Regions from separate parts of the Homo sapiens genome. Here region 1 is linked to region 2. A link is an interaction called in ENCODE POLR2A ChIA-PET data of the cell type or tissue named here. Cell type or tissue: B cell. All regions are shown on one strand. Each heading gives the region's core, and the rest is flanking DNA. Links, peaks and the distances in the headings are about the cores only.

Region 1 (9,046 bases), core at 691-8,690, 52 kb before region 2:
ATGGCACAATGATGGCTTCATTTCTGTAAGAAATGGAGCAAATATCATTATAGGTTTTAATATATGCCCCAGTAACTTCTCATTCTTGTTGTCAAATTCAAAATGGTATCTTAAGGTTTCATGTTTCCCAAAGACATACTGCTCTGGGTGACAGATTTCACAAAAGGTTAAAGGAACTCAAACATTCCAAATAAACTCAAAGCATGAGCGTGGGTGTGTGGCTTAGAATTATGTCTTCTGTGGGCATCGCAGGACATGAGAAGCAGTCTGACTAGAAAGGTCCCGCTGTCTCTGCCCCAGGGATGCTATTCTAACAAACTTAGTGACTGCAAAATCCAAGAAGCTACCCAAGAATGGATACATGAAAAAAATGGCTCTTTTCCTCAAAAGCTAATTCACTTGGATTTCTATACATGAAGACTCTTTTACTTTTCAAAAACATTTTTGGGGTTAGCTGATACAGTATTTTACCAAGAAGGGCTCACATTGCTTTGCAGTATTTAGACTAGTACTTGAGACACACCAGTTGAGTAAAAAATAGAGGTGTGATAGCAGGGAAAATGCAACTTATAAATCCAAGCATGGTTGAAATATCATTTTTAAGGCTTTAGAAAAAGGTGCATTTATTTAAAGTAATAGTAAGAGATATATATTGTACTGATATGCTTGTCACGTTAGTTTACAATGTGAGGAATACGCCACTAAGAATTGTGACTCAGTGGTGCTGCTGGATGCATGAGAGAGGTGTTAACAACTGCCAGATGAGAAATTGTCCAAATGCAAAGGTATTAGTAGAGTCAGAGGCCAAGGGAACATAGAAGGTGTTGGAAAGAACAATGGAGAGCAGAGAGAGCTGGGGTAGGAGCAGGAGGCCTGGGGTGGTGTGGAGGGAGAGGAGTACAATGTGGTAGTTAGGTCGAACAGGCTAGAAGCCACATGGTCAGAGAGGCTTGGAGCGAAGCAACTAAGAACTCAGACTCCTGGGTTAGGGAGACTTGGGTCAGAGACCCCTGTCTGGCTTGGGTCAAGTAACCTAACCTCCTAATGCCTCAGTTTTCTCATTGGTAAAATCAGGATGACAACAGTGTCTCTTGTATAGAGTTTGCTGGAATTATATGAGATAATCTAGTTAGCACATAGTAAACAGGGAAGTAAACCAGGCATAAATATTCTAAAAATAGTGTGACCAGTAAATTCAAAGCTACCAAATTATTTTTATAAAACAGATAAGCCATTTTATGTTCAGTCAACTAAATGATGATTAAGAATTTCTCTACAAAATATATGCACATTACTTATTACATGCATATGTAAATATATATGAGCCCAATGTTAGATTACCAAAATAATTTTTCTTATAAACCTTGTCTTGATCTCTCACTGGTTTCTTTCAAGATTTTCATGACAGATGGGATTTCCTAAAAGTTTTAAGCAAGATATTTGTAATATAGAAAAAAAGGTGCTGAGTAAAATCATCCACTAGAGGGAGTAATGATATCACGCATAATGATGATATGAATGGAAAAAAGAGAAATGGAAAAATGTTTGTATATCTGTCCTGAGGGTAGATATAATATGTGGGATTTAGGCACATTTGCAGTGGAACTGTTGGGATAAAAGTTAAAATTGCAAATTCCTAAGCTTTGTTCCAGATTTATATCTGGGGGTGTGGCCTAGGAATCTGCATTCCTGGCAGGCACTCCGAGAGATTTTTATATATGCTGAACTTTGACAATTACTTCCCTAAGGAAGGAAAAGTTCAGGGACATATTTTAGAGTGGCATTGTAATATCTGACGGTTTTTCACAGAGTGAATATACTTTCACCTCCTTCCATATCCCCCCAAAAAACTCACCTAAATCTGAGTTGATTAATATCACCATGTAAGAACACAAATTACTTGAAAGTTTAATTAATAGATGCATTTAAACAAAGTTCCTTTAAAAATATTGAATCAATACTTGGTTGTCTGTTTTCTCTCGGAGGTTATGGTGAAAGATATTTTATCACACATTCTGAAAGAGAAGTCAGTATATTACTGCTTCAGGCATGTTGAACCAGCAGAAAATCTACTGAGCTGTGTCCATGAGGATACTTAATTATGGATTGTGGCTTCATAAAGAAAACAAAAGGAATAATTGGGTTACATTTCACAGTGGCATAGTCTCTCTTCCCCAGAGGTTGAAACCCTTGCCGAGCGGACTCTTGGATGACACTGCCATTGATGATGTTTTCCCTGGAAGCCCATTTCTGTTGTGGGCTCTTCGCCTCTTACCTCTTCAGTGAACAGCTATGGCACACGTGGAATCTGCACAGGTCTGTGGTCACTCTCTGTGCCTAAGTGATCATAGCCTTGCCGTTTAGGAGACAGTGCTCGTGTACTAAGCAGAAGCACAGACACTGGGAAGATTAAAAGAGAAAAGCTTTTAAAAATACCCAATTTTACCCCATCATTTTCTAGTTGAAGAAACTGAGGCCCAGAGCACTGAGTTGACTTACCCAGTCATTATTAGATGACATTATTAGATTTTTTTTCGTTCAGGAGCTAATTATTAAAGCATCACAATGTATCGGACATTGTTGTAGGATGCTAGGGAAGAAGACAGCCAAGATTTCTGCTTTGATGAAGCTTATATTAGGGTCCCAATTGTGGAATTTTGTGTAGTTGTTAAAATAGGGAACTGTGTAATTTTCCATCAATAAGAGATAATAGGTTTTGATTTCATAAGTGCTTCTATCCCTTTCTCAATTCTGTTGTGTATGTTTAGAAATGTCTTTCTAGAATATTCCTTTGGGTGGCAGCAAATAAAAAGAGAATCTTTTTGGAACCGTCTATTTGTATCTACCCACAGTAAGCTCATCTACTGACAATCCATTGTTGATGCTTATTCTCATGGGTCAAAAAAATTCTTACATCCTATTTGCACTCTTTAATAGCAGTGTCACATCTGAACATTGTATTTAATGTAATTGAGTTGATTTTTTTTTTTACTCTCGAGAGTCTCTTAGCCACATATACACTTGAAATAAATCATATATATACGATTTATATATAAATAAAACAGAATATATATTTGTACATATATTCTACTCCAGTTTAAATGAGAGCCTGTGAAACTTGAAGTATTGGTTCCAGTTTTGGATATAATAATACTTTAAAAAATAGTGTTTTAGTTACTATATCTAAAAATCCATTTTATCAGTACTTTGATATCAAGCATGATTAATTGGCTCAATATATTACATTTGAATTTGTTTTTGGCACCATACTGACTCAGCGTTTCTTAAGAATTTTGTCCTAAAACTGAAGATTTTTTTTTTTTTTTAAAGAGAAGATTCTTTTGGGGTATAGAAATTTCTTAAATTGTATACAAAATATTGTGTGCATTTATTTTTTTCTGGGGAAAGGTCCATGATTTTCAATGGATTCTCAAAGAAATCGGAGACATTTTCCAAGTTAAAGTCCTTGCTTTAAACTGCTCTCCCTTGAATTGATTTAATAGCGATAGCAGGGAAGGGTTGGAGGTATACATAATCTCCACAGGCGGGAAATGAAACTTGTGGTTCAGGGACTCGGTATGTTTGGAAATCAAAAAATGACTTTGCAACCACAACTGGCCAAATTTCCTCATTTACAGCATTTAGGATGAAATCCCAAATGTTGATTCTCATCCTACTGGGTGATGGGAGAAAGTGTAAAATGCTCATTTGTGTTTACATGGCAATATTCAACTTTGTTTAATTATTTTGCTGTATAAGCTGTCCTATCCTATCATCTCCAAATACTGTTTTCCTCTAATTAGACAGCAGTTGGTTTGAACCAAAGAAAGCTTCAGGGGGACTAAGAATCTCATTCAGTTCCAAGGATACCAGAATAATTTGTCTGGGTCTTTGGGAGCCCATGCCAAGGGGTGTGTTTTTTTGTAATGATTCCTGAGGCCTTTATGCTTTCTATGTGAAATTTTTTGAGACATAGGTGATAATTTTTCACATTCTAGAACAGTTCCCATTTTTCTTCCTAAAGCTCAAGAGTGAGAACTGAACATGAAAGGAACTCATTTAAAAGTTCTTTAATAGCCTGTCGTTTTTCTTTCCTCTCTCTTTGGAAACCTAATAAAAATGGGTTAGCCTTGCTTTTCTTTTGCCTATATCCTTCATTCCCACTTATTTACTATTATGATTATTATTTATAAATCTTCATGTTGAATACTTTTTCACTGAAGATTCAGTTGTCCATTTCTCTAGCATTATTGGATCACAGCCAGGGGATAGAAATTAAATGTTAAACCAATCTAATATTATTCCAGTAATTTGTTCTTACAGAAAGCAAGGAGGTAAGGTTCAGCGTCCACACTGAAAATGGAGCAGGAAGGTTTAATATTCCCATTTAAACATCTCCTTTCTATTGAAGAACATAAAAGTCTTCTGATACTTGAGCTGACCATGACAAAGAGGGGGAAAAAAGAAAAATTTGGGTTCTGTGAAAATACATGGAGTTGCATGGAATAGAGATTTGTCTGAAGAAACTGAGATGACTGAGTGTCTGAGCATGAGGTGGAAGGGCACAGGTGAGGGGGGAAGAGTGGGCAGGACCAGATGATGAGGACCCCCGATTATCATCCGGAGCGGGGAAACATGGGGTGTGGAACAGGCGTGAACGGTTCAATGTGCAGGGAGAAGTAGAAAGTGTTCTTCCCAGATTTCCTTCATGGAATTCGTTCAAAAGGAATCTCTTTATGACTATTTGGGGTAGAAAGCATGATTACAAGGGACACAAATGTAAGCTGACCTCTTCTGAGTGAGGCAGTAGGAAGAGTTTTTCTGTTGTTCTGAGGAGATGCTTGAGCAAGTGGAGGAGATGCTTCGGAGAAGATAGAAGGTTCTCTGGCTTCAGGATGGGTCTTCTGCTACTCAACTTGGTCATTGCTGAAGTGACTGGATTTAGGGACAAAAATCTAGGAAGTAACTGATCTTTGAACTCAGGTTTACATCAACAGCTGAGGGACAGCCCGTATAGAGAGAGTCTGCAGAAACAGGACGATGAGCTGCAGGCACTTGCAGAGAGCACATGAGGGGTGTGGATTGGCTCAGGCCAGGCATGGTTTTGAAATGTGGGCTATGTTTAAGCAGATCTCTAAGGAGTAAGGTAAACAGGCTTTTGCGTTGCCAGGGTTTCAGAAAGCCTGTTCTTGCAGCTGCGTGGAGCGTGCCCTAGAGAGAGGGTGAGCAGCTTGTGGCCCCCACAATCCAGAGAATAAAAAGAACTGCTGTCTTACAGTGGGTCTTATTAAATATGACTTCTACTTCAGAGAACATTGATCCTCTCACAGATAAACTCCCTTAACTTCCTGTCCTCAGAATAGATACATTTATAACTGCATCACACCCTTTTCACTTCCTCTCCTCTTATTTATGAGGACAAAATGTTCCCGTACAGTCCAAATTCATCATTCTCCATGACCCTTGATCCTTTGATTATATTTTTTCATTTACATTTAATTTCTTTCTAGCCCTATAGCCCCCTTCCCTTCAGCATTAAAACCTATTTCTATGTCTCTTTCAACTTTTATACAATAGCTTATTTTTTATTAATTGCATGTTCATTGTAGAAAATGTATAAAACATAGAAAACTAAAACGGAAATAAAATTATTCATAATCTCATTTGCAATGTATGTCCTCTTTTAGTCTTCAAGTATACACACAAATGTATTGGAATGTAAATATTCAAACCATTTTAAAATGCAACTTTAGTTTTTGTATATTTTCATTTCTTTGGGGCACTAGCAGAATGCAATGCAGAAATATAGGGAGTGGTTGGCGATTTGGAAAGTAGAAAGGAAGGTTCCTTTCGAACTAAGAAGAAGTCAAAGGATGGAGGAAGAAGAAAAAACCACATCCATGTTGGGAACCTGGATGATGACAATGAGAAGCTGCAGACTGTGGTCCCATTGCTTAGTAAGAACTCGGAGAAGAGATCTAACACAGAACCACTTTGAGAAACATAGTTTAAATGACAGGAGCCACCACTGGATTTGAGTCACCTCTCAAAGATGGTCCTTTATTTTAGAACCTCCGATTATCTGCACTTGTGTCCTATGTCTATTATTCCTCACATCAGTGGGGCCCAAGAGGACTTTAATTTATCTCCATCTGTCACTTCAGTCTTTGGCTGCCAAGCAGAGGAGTGTCCCCTTCCTTGCCACAGTTTCTCTCTCAGTGTTTATCTGAATAACCAGTGTGGACAATGCCTTCTACAATGCCTCAGGACATTTGTACATATAGGAAGAGTGTCAGCCTCGGAAATCTAGTGGCATGTCTTAAAATTTCTTGCCCATTTTTCTTTGTTATACAGTGTTCTCTAATTGTCGAGTTCTCAGATTTCTTTATTTATGTGGAATATAAGTTCTTTATCAGACATTTGATATGAAAATATTATTTTCCAATATATGGCTTGTCAATTTATCTTAAAAGTAACTTTTGAAAAGCAGATGTTTTTAATTTTGACATAATTTAATACATCAATTTGTTCTTTTGTTTCTTGCTTTTGGTGTTACATCCAAATGTCTTTACCTCACCCAAAGTCATAAAGGTTTTCTCCTTCGTTTTCTTGTAGAAGTGTTTCTGTTCTAGGTTTTATATTTATAGGATACATTTTGAGTTGATTTTTGTATATGGTGTGAGATATAGATAATTTTTTTACATTTATTAAAAACATCTTCCTTTCCCTGCTGAATTGCTTTATCGAAAATCAGTTGACTGTATATGTGTGGCTCTATTGCTGGATTGTCTATTATGGCCCATCAATTTACTTGTCAGTCTTAACAACTATACTACCCTGCCTTGACTTTGGTAGCTGTATAATATGTCTTTAAATCAGGTATTATTCCTTCAATTTTGTCATTTTTCAAAGTTAACTTGGCTATTCTAGTTCTTTTGCATTCCACTTGAAGTTTAAAATTATTTTGGCAATTTATTTTAAAAATTCATGCTGTGAATTTTATTGGTATGGTAGTGAATCTGTAGGTTAGTTTGGGGGAAGAGTTTGACCTCTTCACAATATTGAGTCTTCCAACCCATGACAATAATAGACATCTACATTCGTTTAGGTCTTTAATTTCTCTCAACAATGTTTTGTAGATTTCAAGGTACAGGTCTTGTGTATTTTTTGTCATATTTATCCCTAAGTATCTAATAATTTAAATGCTATTGCAAATAATATTTTTAAAGATTTCAATTTACAATAGTTTGCTTTTAGTGTACAGAAATACATTTGGTTTTTATATATTGAGCTTACATCCTGCAATCTTGCTAAATTCACTTCTTAGTCTTAGTAGCTTTTTGGTAGATTCCATCATATTTTCTACATAGATAATCATGTCATTTGTGCATAAAATCCACTTTTTTGAATCTTTTCCAATCGAGATGCTTTTATTTGTTTTTCTTGCTTTATTGCACTGGCTAGAACCTTCAATGAAATGTCAAATAACAGTTTTCTTTCTAAATAAAAAAACAAAATTATACTAACATGCTTCAATGATAACTGCTTTAAAATGTAACAATATATCATGTACATGTATTTCATTTTTGATGGCTACATACATGATATCATATAGGTCAACTAAAATCTATATTATCTATATTACAATTAGAAACTTTTGTTTGCTTGGATGTCAGTCATATCTAGATATTTTTGCCCATCTCAAAGTCATACAAATTTTTTCTATGCCTTCTTCTAAAAGTATAATTGTTTTAGGTTTTACATTTTGTATTCTCTCTTATAGCTAGTTCTGTGCCCAAAATTTAAGTAGCAAAATATTGTGCACATCTGTGATTATTTCATTAAGATAAATTCTTAGAAATGAAATTTAAGGGAGAGGTTGGATACATAGTCAAGATTTCTGAAATACATCTATCACACAAATATATAGCCAATACATCTATCACACAAATATATAGCCAAATTGCCCTCCAGGAAAATTATACCAAATTATTTCACTATTAGCACGTTTTGAATGCCAATTTAAGAGGATAAAATTGGTATCAGCTATTGTTTAAATTTTCATTTTTTTCACATTTATAAGAAATGTGAAAAAGGATGGAGGAAGAAGATAAAACCACATCCATGCTGGGAACCTGGATGGATATAATTGTTTGTGTAGTTACTATTTGTATTATTTTGTGAATTTTTTTTCTGTTTCCTATTATATGTTTTCCATTGTTTGCTCATCGTACTGATGTTTCAGAACTCTTTTATGTTTATCTTCCAGTAAAAACATCTATCTTTTGGTTCTGTGCTCCACCTATAGCTACTGACTTGCTTACTTCTTCACAGGCAACATTTTGGAAAGAATATTGTACCTTTCTCCAAATGTCAACCCTTTCTCATCTTTTCTTGACTCTTCAACCCTCTGAAATGTAGCTATCAAAAACAACACTCCAGGCCAGGAGTGGTGGCTCACGCCTGTAATTCCAGCACTTTGGGAGGCCGAGGTGGGCAGATCACCTGAGGTCAGGAGTTTGAGACTAGCCTGGCCAACATGGTGAAACCCCGTCTCTACTAAAAATACAAAAATTAGCCAGGCGTGGTGGCCCATGCTTGTAATCCCAGCTACTCCAGAGGCTGGGGCAGGAGAATCGCTGGAACCCAGGAGGTGGAGGTTGCAGTGAGCAGAGATCGCGCCACTGCACTCCAGCCTGGCGTCAGAGCCAGACTCTGTCTCAAAAACAAAACAAAACAAAACAAAACAAAACAAAACCCAACACTCCACTGTAACTACTCTTGCCAAAATTACCAATGACATCCTAAATGTATATTTACTCTCAGTCCTGTCTGCAGCACCTGATACTATTGACTATTCCCGTGTTTTTTATATTTTGATTCAAGAGTGTTAGTCTCTATTGGTCCTTTGCACCTCTCTGATGGCTGCTGCTTCTCATTCTCTTTTGCTCCTCTTCTCTACTTGCCCCTGCCCCTCAGTTCCCAGGCCTTCACCTTCACCCCCAGTCTCATCACACTCTCCCAATCTTTCTCATTGCTCTCTTCC
Region 2 (9,046 bases), core at 615-8,614:
AGGGGAACATCACACACTGGGGCCTGTTGCGGGTTGGGGGGCTAGGGGAGGGATGGCATTAGGAGAAATACCTAATGTAGATGATAGGTTGATGGGTGCAGCAAACCACCATGGCACGTTTATACCTATGTAACAAACCTGCACGTTCTGCACATGCATCCCAGAACTTGAAGTATAATTTAAAAAAATGAGAATATGCATAACATATATGAAACCTATAGCATAATGGTACAAAGTATATCCTCAAACTCACCATCCAACCTAAGCTGGAGCTAGAGCATTACCAGGAGTTATCACTTGTCTTTGGGCTCTTCCTCTTTTAAAGAAACCATTAGTGGAATTCAATGTTCTTTACTTGTTTTACCCTGTAACACCGAATTCCCATTATTGTCTCCATGTTTTCTGCAAGTCTACTCTCTTAGCATGCACTGATTCGGAAGCTGTCCCAAAAGGTCTGTTTGAGCACTGCCTGAATTGTTCTGAGTATTGTGGAGGGCACAAAACAGATGTAAGGCAGGACTCCTATGTTCAAGGAACTTATTCTGTAGGGAAAAGAGAGCTAACACACATGAAAGTAGAGAATATATGATACTGACTAGAAGAATTATGAGATTTCCAAGAGAGAAAAGATAACTGTGGACCAGACTAGCTTAGAAAACCTTTTATCCTCCTTTATAAAGGAGGATAAAAATGAAGTGCATATTGAAGCATGCCTAAATATGAGCATTTGGAGACGAGGAGTGAGACATTTAAGAGGGGAAGAACTACATTTGGTGGTGGTGTAGTTGAGCATTACTGTATTGTTTCATTTATTTTTCTTGCTCAGAATTCTTGTTTCACTTCTTCTGGTACTACTGCAGTTCTTTTTGCTGTTGAAATTTCCTTTTCCCAATTCATAAGATTTGGAGGGGTTGCCGATGGCTACATTTTAAATCCAGTCTTCCCATTCAAGGACTTAGTCCAACCACAATACCCTATGATCCTGGTGACAGTGATTGACTCAAAGATGGGTATGTGACCTAGGGCAGGCTAATTATATGCCTTCCCTGGGATTTCATGTATAAGTGCTTGAAAAGAACATTTCTCTTTTCTGTTAGGCTGCTGCTGCTAAAATGTAAGCCCGAAGCTACCTCTGGCCAGACTATCTCTTCCCTCTTCTATATATAGGAAGTTTGTCTGCAGTTGGAGGAAATGACTCCTCACAGAGAAGGAGAGAGAGAGTGAGAGAACCACATTGTTTCTGGAGTTCCTGAAGCCATCTGTATACTTTGTTTTACTGTTCGTGTGGTTAACATACCCCTTTCTTGTTTAAGCTCATTTGAATTGATTTCTGTTGATTTTATCCCATTAGAAAAGTACTTAACAAAACAGGTAGTGGGCTAAAAAGTGGATGTGGTGGAGATGGAAAGTGTAGAGAAGGACTAGAATGGAACACTGGGATTGAGAAAAAAAGCACAGATCAGAAACTAGTATCTGGAGAAAGAAATGTCAGTACTTTGTTGGAGACTGGACACATCCAATATGGAAGGAATAAGATCAAAAATGGAAAATCCAGGAAATTAGTGGACTCACTGATAGAAATGGAAGTAGTTGAAATGAGGAAGTGGATTTGAAGGGAAGCAATAACCAAACCATGACATTTGAGTTCCTGGTAGAGGTGGGACTTTGCCAGTCTATGGTTTTGGTGACACAACCCATGCTATATTGGTCTAACAATGTGAAGTACAGGAATGTAACCTAGTCATGCTTTGTGTCAGCATTCAAGGGAATATGATAAAAAACTATAGACATTTGGCTTTTCAAATACATTCTTTAGATTCTTTTCTCTCCTTTCTCTTCCTATCTAAAGCATGGGAACGATTTGTAGCATAGAATAGTGTTTCTCAAAATGTGATTCCTGCATCAGAAGCTTCAGAATCACCTGGGAACATTTTAAAAATACAAGTTAATGAGCCTAACCCCAGAGCAAGGGCATCAGAAACTCTAAGGGTGGGTCCAGGAATCTGCATTTTAACAAGCCCTCCAGTTGTCACTGATGCTCACTAAAGTTTTAGAACTGCTGGTGTAGAGTATTCTTTCCATGTTGGCTCTACAGCAGGTGAGGCAGTCCAACATACAGTGCTATGATTTTGCATCCTAAGAATTATTCCCTTAGAAAAGTACATTTTCACTAAAGCTATCATTCAAAAACTATGTGTTGAGAATGTTCTATCTGCCAGGCATTGTTCCAGGTACTTTGGATTTTGCAGTGAACAAATTTGACACAGTTAATCATAATAATGCCTATATTTTAGCAATTAAAAGTTATGCTATGGAAGTGACTGCCAGGGGACCTGAGTGTTGGTTAGGAGGTTAGGAAGCTGTTCCTAAAGAAATGGCATTTAAACTGAGAAAGAATAGGAAGTCGTCTGGAGAAGATCCAAGGAGGTAAGGTAAAGCCATTCTAGGTCTTGAAAGGGGTAGGTCTGAACACTTTCAGGGAATTGGAAACAGACCAGCATGAAAAGGTCATAGTTAATGATGGGTGGTGGAGCTAGAGAGGCAGATCTGATAGAGCGATCAACAGGGACTTGTAAATATTAAAGATTTTGCACCTTCCAGTGAGGGCGATTTACAGGCCATGAAAAAGTTTCAATCATGGGCTAACATGATCTGATTCATGTTTGTTTGCCTTTTAATTAAATGCAATTCCTTTTTCAAAAAAGCAAATACTTTTCCACTGCACTGTGGAAATAACTGTGGGTATAATAGTATGATGAGTTAAATTCCCTCTAAGGTATAATAGGCTGGTAGAGATACTTTCTCTGAAAAAGGCTGTGATGAAGGAGGCAAACAGAATAGAGTGTGCATGTGGGGACCAGAAGCCAGGAACAGAAAAGGAAGAAGGCTTAGGAGCTTCTTTCTTTTTTGTGGTTGTGGCTGAGACTGCTCCTTCTATGCATGTCTGAGAGGGCAAGTTCACAGGCAATTGCTGCTTCTCTCAGGGGTCATTGTTTTGCCTACATAGAAGACCCTGGTTCTCAGGCTGTATCCATTTCTAGAGATCATATATATCTTTTCTCCTACACAAGATCTTTTGTAGTGATTTAATTCACTTTCCAGGCATCACTGCTACCTCCTTGAGAATAATTCCAAAATCTCTATGTCCTTCCTGACCTTGAATAGATTTTCAGTGTTTAATATCTTTAGTACCTTGTGCTAATACATTGTGTTAAAAAATGCACACATGCCGTTGTTTAGTGTCAGGCTATGTATAGTTCACTAATTATTGAAAAACTATACACGCCCAACTGTGACTGCTCTTCTGCAGTTCAATAATATGTCTCATATTGTCTGCTGGACAGCTGACCCTGGAATGTCATTGTAACCACAAATAGCTTGCCTGTAATTGAACTCACTATGTCTTTCCTAAATCAACTTGCCTCTGTCTTCTGCCTCTGTTCATTAACATCAACATTTACTGTTGTCCCAAGTTCCAAGATTTGGAGTCATTCTTGACTCCTCTGTCTTAGGCTCTCACCAAATCCAAACTCTGAGATTGTCCTCATTCACTTGGTGGAAGGCTAATTTGCCATTTGTTCTTCCCTTTCCTTATCCATTATTGTCCTAGTACTCTACTCAACCCACAGGATAGTTCCATCTCCTAAATCTAGGTTCCTTTATCAGAGACACTGGTGACTACACTGTGTATGTGACTTCATTAAGCCTATTTTATTTAGAAAAGGTCTTTCTGTGTGTGTGTGTGTGTATATATATATATACGTATATATATAATACACGTATATATTTATATACACACACATATATATATATTTTTTTGCCCTGGAACCTTTTTTATTCTTAAAGGAATATTATGTAGAACCCCACTATGTAAGAGACATAATCATGAAGGTATTCTGGCTGAAAATGGGCTGAGGGAAGCACAATCCCCTTGACCTGCCTCAACTTTAGAGGCAGCCTCTTTGGAACTCAAGAGATCCATTGAGGGAGTTTGAAAACATGGATTTACAGCATAAACAACTCTGAATATGTAAGTTTTCTTCAAAATGTCTTATTTTAAAGAGTTATTTTTTATCAATGTATGCAAACTTTCCAACCTAGTCATATAAGTTCATGTAAAATTCATAAATGCAAGTGCCAGTGTCCCATCCCTGTTGTGCTAATGGCATTTCCCCCGCCTTGAGTTCTAACGTAAATTCTATTTTTCTCAGCCCCAGTACCTCTTCTTCTTTAGGGGTTTTCTAGATCATCCCAGATCTCAGCAAATCTTTCTTCAAATCCTGCAGTATTCCTTTTCTTACATTCTTCCTGTACTATCTTATATGCTTTTTTTCGAGTATGTGTTCAATCTCTGCCACTTAGATCATAAGCCACTTAAGGGAAGAATCAGGTCTTTTGCTACTTTTTATCCTCAGCATCGAGTATAACATGCTGCCTGTAGCATTTGCTTAGTTGGTATATTTTGATGGTAATCTCTAGCAGGAAATAATACCTATTGGCTCATCTATCTCACTTTCATTAATAGAAGTCTAAATTAAATATCCTGTCTTTGAAAATGTTTCTCCAGAGTAGGGTTTTTAAGTAAGGAGAACCAGTCACTACGACTTTAATTGCAAGCATTATTTTTCTCTCCAATTACCATTTAGCCTACAACTAGCTTCTTTGACTGTCTTTCATTAGATTATGTTGGAAGCTAGATTTAGGGAATGACAACAGATGGTTGCAAGTGGGAAATTCTCCATTCAGACTAGAAAGAGTGGTTTAGTCCATCCCCTAACTTTTCAGCAAACATACATATAGATCATAATTAAAAGATTATAAGAAATTTACATTTATAGGTAAATTACACGGTGACAGTTTCTTTGTAAATCCCTTTTAAGTCCTTTAGCATGTTTCACATGGCCCTGTACAGTCGAGCCCTCTCCACTTCTCCATCCTTCTCTCTACCACCCATCCCCCTATTCACCACAACCTAGCTGCAATGGCAAGCTTTACGTTCCCTGAATTGCCAAGCTCCGTCCCTCCTCTTGTTTCCTGCTAGTGGCAGCCTCTGCCTAGATGGTCTTCCCTGCTTCTTTCCTGATCAATTCCTGTCATCCTTTGAGCCTTAGCCTGCTTGTCACTTACTTAGAGAGTTTTTGTCTCATCTCCCACAATAGGTGAAGCTTCCTTGCCATGTGCTTTCATAGTTCTTATCATAATTATAATTATATATCAGCTGTAAATTAATTTGTTTTGGGTCTCTGTTCCATATTAAATTATAAGCTGTAAGATGTTAGAAACTATACAAATCTTACTCACTATATTATTTTCAATGTCTAGAATAAAGCTTAATGCATAATAGATGCTTGAATACATATATGAATGAGGATTTTATGAATGACTATCCTATAAAACTTTCAGATAAACAAACCATTCTTATATTATTCACATGTAGAGTTTAATTCTTCTCACTGCTGCCCTCAATGGACATGAGCAGCCTTCTCTGGGTCACGTAATTCACACGAACATGCATACATATTTTATGAAGTAACTTCTGCTTTTATAAAAGCAAAGCAAAACATAACAAGTATTGCGCAGTGAAAATCTTCATTTGCTCTCATACAGAATCTAAACAGCTTAAATGATTAGGTATAATATGAAAATGTACAAATATATTTTTTTGTTTGAAATTGTCTCATTTATGCACACTAGCTTGGATATTCCTATAATTCTTTTTATGTAAGGTTATTTTGAAAATATATGCTGTTGAGTTAAAAAGAGCAAGAACGCTGCCACATAGCTAGAAAATATCCACATGTTGAAACCTTTCGGTATATGTTTATCAGTAAAGTTAATGTGGCCCCCTTCCCTACAGGCTCTTGCAACCCCACTGATACGTCCCTGACCTGTTTCTGTGTCCTTTGAGTCTTCAATTACCCTGCTGAGTCAAACAATTGGAGAACAAATTAAAGCCAACTGCAGAGAATGTTATTTTCTGATACAAAAATCTGACCTTAAAGAACTCAAGCCTTGAATATCTTTCTGTCAGGATGCCAGCAAATTTGCATTGAAAAGTCTAACATTTCACACAGTCTCACTCTTAATTCCCCCACTATTACTGTCATAACTAGAATGAGTGCAAGACTCAGCTGAGTCAGCCCCTTTACCAGGATAAATCATTATTCAGTTTAAAGGAAGGGGATATCTAATTGTACTTGGTAACAGCTTTCACACCCATGTTTACATCTGCATTATTCTTTTCATACCCACCTTTTCTCCTTTTATATCCAATCAGAAAAAGAACAATGTAAATAAATGTTAAGTTTTGAGGGTAGGTGTCAAACACGCACCTAACTCACTGCAAAAAGAACTATATATGGATGACATCAAGCCTTTCTCTACAGTGACTGACCTGCATACTTCTAAATTATCAGACCCATCGTCATAGGTGGCAGGAGGCTTCTGAACAGGGTTATTCACCTGGAGCCCTGCATCATTCATGTCCTTGCTGCCTTCTGGAACTCCCAGTATTTCAGTGCTGGAATCTGTTTCTGAAAATGTCTTCTTCATTATTTCATTTTTCCTAAGACTTTGCAAGAGCTGAGGATCTCTGTGGTGATATCTGCCTTTGCTCTTCTCATGATTCCTTGAGGATCTCTTAATTTCAGAGGACCCTTGAGTCAGAGAAGGGTTGCATTCTTGGTACCTTGTATGTTTTCCTCTGTGGAGATTTAAAGAGCAACTCTCACATTCAATCAGCTCTTGTTGCTCTTTACCTTTGGATCCCAGATCAACGAGCTCAATTCCGTTAGGAGTGGAAGACCCAGCTAAGTTTTCACACGGCTTATTATTATTTCTCCTCCTTCTTCTTGACAGTCTGAATTTAACCTGGGCTCTTCTTTTTGCCTGAATCCAATGACTCTCATCTGTGGAAGATGAATCTGAAGAATCTGTGTAAAGCTCCCTCCACCTGGGGCTTGAGATTTGAAGGTGAAAGTCATTTTTTCTCCCTCTTATTTGTTCTTCTGCAGCATGCTCATATCTCTCAGAGGCTTTTCTCCTCCTCCTAGGTCTTTGTATTACTGATTTCTTACCAGACTCCTTCCTAGCAGGGCTCAGCACCATGACAGGGGTGCAATACTCAAATGACTCTTCTGACATGTCATGCAAGATGGCAGATCTAGACAGAGCAGCAGGCAAAGGATGGGAAATGGGAATGGAGAGGAAAGCCATGGAAAAACAGAGAGAGAGAATGATGAAAATGACAGCATGGACCAGAAGTAGATAAATAAAGATCAACTGAAGAAAATGAACTAAATGAAAAAAAATAGCCAGTATAAATTTTCTATGGACCATGTAAAGCAGAAGCAAGAGACACACATTCTCAGAACAAACAACAAGAATACGAATATTGATCCAAAGAATATAGATTAAGATAATTTGTTCAGCACTTACCTGCAGATGTCCTGAGTGGATGGACAGACAGACAACCTTGACTGGCTCCTGGGAGCTGTCCCTGTTGTTGGGCTGCTTGCCTGGAGAAACAAGTTAGATAATTTGGCATCTTGGTTAAGGTAATACATGGTTGATATCTTGCTTTTTTTCCACATATTTAAAAAATTACAACAAACGTGGCTGCTGGTCATGTTGCTTATAATGCAGAACAGAGAATATAGGAAGTTTGAGGTTGGTTTTGCAAAAGTAAAACTTATTTGAGGAACCTGGAACAGCTGAGATGCTGCGCTATTTTGCTGTTACTTCATTTACGAGAGAGGAAGATGATTCCACAAGTTTCTATTCTATTTACTGTAATCATTTGAGTGGAATAGCTCAATTTGCTTTGGAAACAAATGAATAATACTTGAAGATCCTATGATACATGGACTAAAGCACTATTATGTGACAAGGATAATAATAGTCTGAGAAGTCTAATCAAACAGCCATTAGGTTGCTAGATACTTCCTGAAGCTAACATCAAGGCCCCATGAGATATTTGAAAATACTTTGTAATATTTAAAAGCCTGAATTTATTGCTATTAAAATTTCATTAATGAAACTAATAAAATATATCCCTTGCAACACTATTGGCCTTTCATATCTTTTAACCCTATAACCATACTAAGTCTGAAAATAAGAAAGCCTGAAACATCAGATTATTAGCATAAAGTTGAGTGCATTTCACTAAAGTCCTACCTTTGAAACAGTATTTTCTTCACTCTATTTGACTTTAACCTGTTGTATTTAATATAGGTTATGATGATAAATAAAAAACTAGAATGTAGGGATAATTTTCTATGTTCCAGGCATTGTGCTGTAGCTTTATTTACTGTCTCTTTAATTCTACAATAATCTCACAAGTGGAAAGTAATAATAACTAACAGTTTTGAGTGAATAATATGTGCTTATCAGTGTTCTAAGCCATTTCCATATATTCATTAATGCTCACAATAAATCTTTGTAGTAAATACTATAATTACATACATGTTACAGCTGAGGAAACTGAAAAATTGGGGCTGCTTCTCACTGATAGGTGGTAACGCTGAGATCTGGACCAGGTATCTGGCTCCACTATGGGTGGAGATCTGGGTCCAGATTCAGGCCTGTTTGACTGCAGAGATGAAATGCACAATTTCGTCACCAAGAAAATAACAGTAAAGGTAAAAAGATTACCCCAAATTTCGAAGTCATTCTAAAAATTCTCATATTGGAACTATGTAATCATGATTCTGAAATCCAGAGAAAAAGGAACAAATTCTAACTCAAGAGATCAGGTCATATTTGAAGAGAAGGTATAGTAGGCTAAATAATGGTCCCCCCAAATATCTCAACATCCTAATCTTTGGATAGTGAATATTTTACCTTTTATGGTAAAAGGGACTTTGCAGATGTGATTAAGTTAACCATCTTGAGTTGAGGAGATTTATGCAAATTATACTGGTAAACCCAATGTAACCATTAGGATCCTTATGAGAGGGAGGCAGTAGAGTTAGTCAGAGAGAGAAGATGAAGAATATGAATAGAGGTAAGAAAGGAGGAAGATACTACACTGATGGCTTTCAAGGTG

Evidence for each region. Peaks named below come from ENCODE experiments on the same cell type or tissue, not always from the same donor. Only the 100,000 strongest peaks of a DNase experiment are listed, where the experiment ranks them.
Region 1: POLR2A ChIA-PET joins it to region 2 with 13 read pairs; 3 of 35 experiments call an interaction of 5 or more read pairs at or near these places.

The regions. Positions count from the first base shown.
Region 1 is chr4:163,553,574-163,562,619 of GRCh38, forward strand. All of the region lies in intron 8 of MARCHF1 (membrane associated ring-CH-type finger 1), which reads right to left. Among named protein-coding and RNA genes, the nearest start is that of TMA16, 63 kb to the left of the region's middle. In B cell, for the core only: CTCF peaks have their summits at 1,492 (motif pointing right), 1,697, 2,753 and 2,956; DNase peaks (open chromatin) are centred at 1,498, 2,798, 5,228 and 6,022; H3K4me3 peaks cover 1,597 bases; H3K27ac peaks cover 7,438 bases.
Region 2 is chr4:163,605,877-163,614,922 of GRCh38, forward strand. MARCHF1 (membrane associated ring-CH-type finger 1) reads right to left here. Exons shown (of 10, transcript NM_001394959.1): 6 at 7,438-7,517; 7 at 6,395-7,162. Among named protein-coding and RNA genes, the nearest start is that of TMA16, 120 kb to the left of the region's middle. RefSeq lists an enhancer at 5,912-5,961. In B cell, for the core only: a CTCF peak has its summit at 5,339; DNase peaks (open chromatin) are centred at 1,190, 5,015, 5,495, 7,715 and 1 weaker place; H3K4me3 peaks cover 7,920 bases; H3K27ac peaks cover 8,000 bases.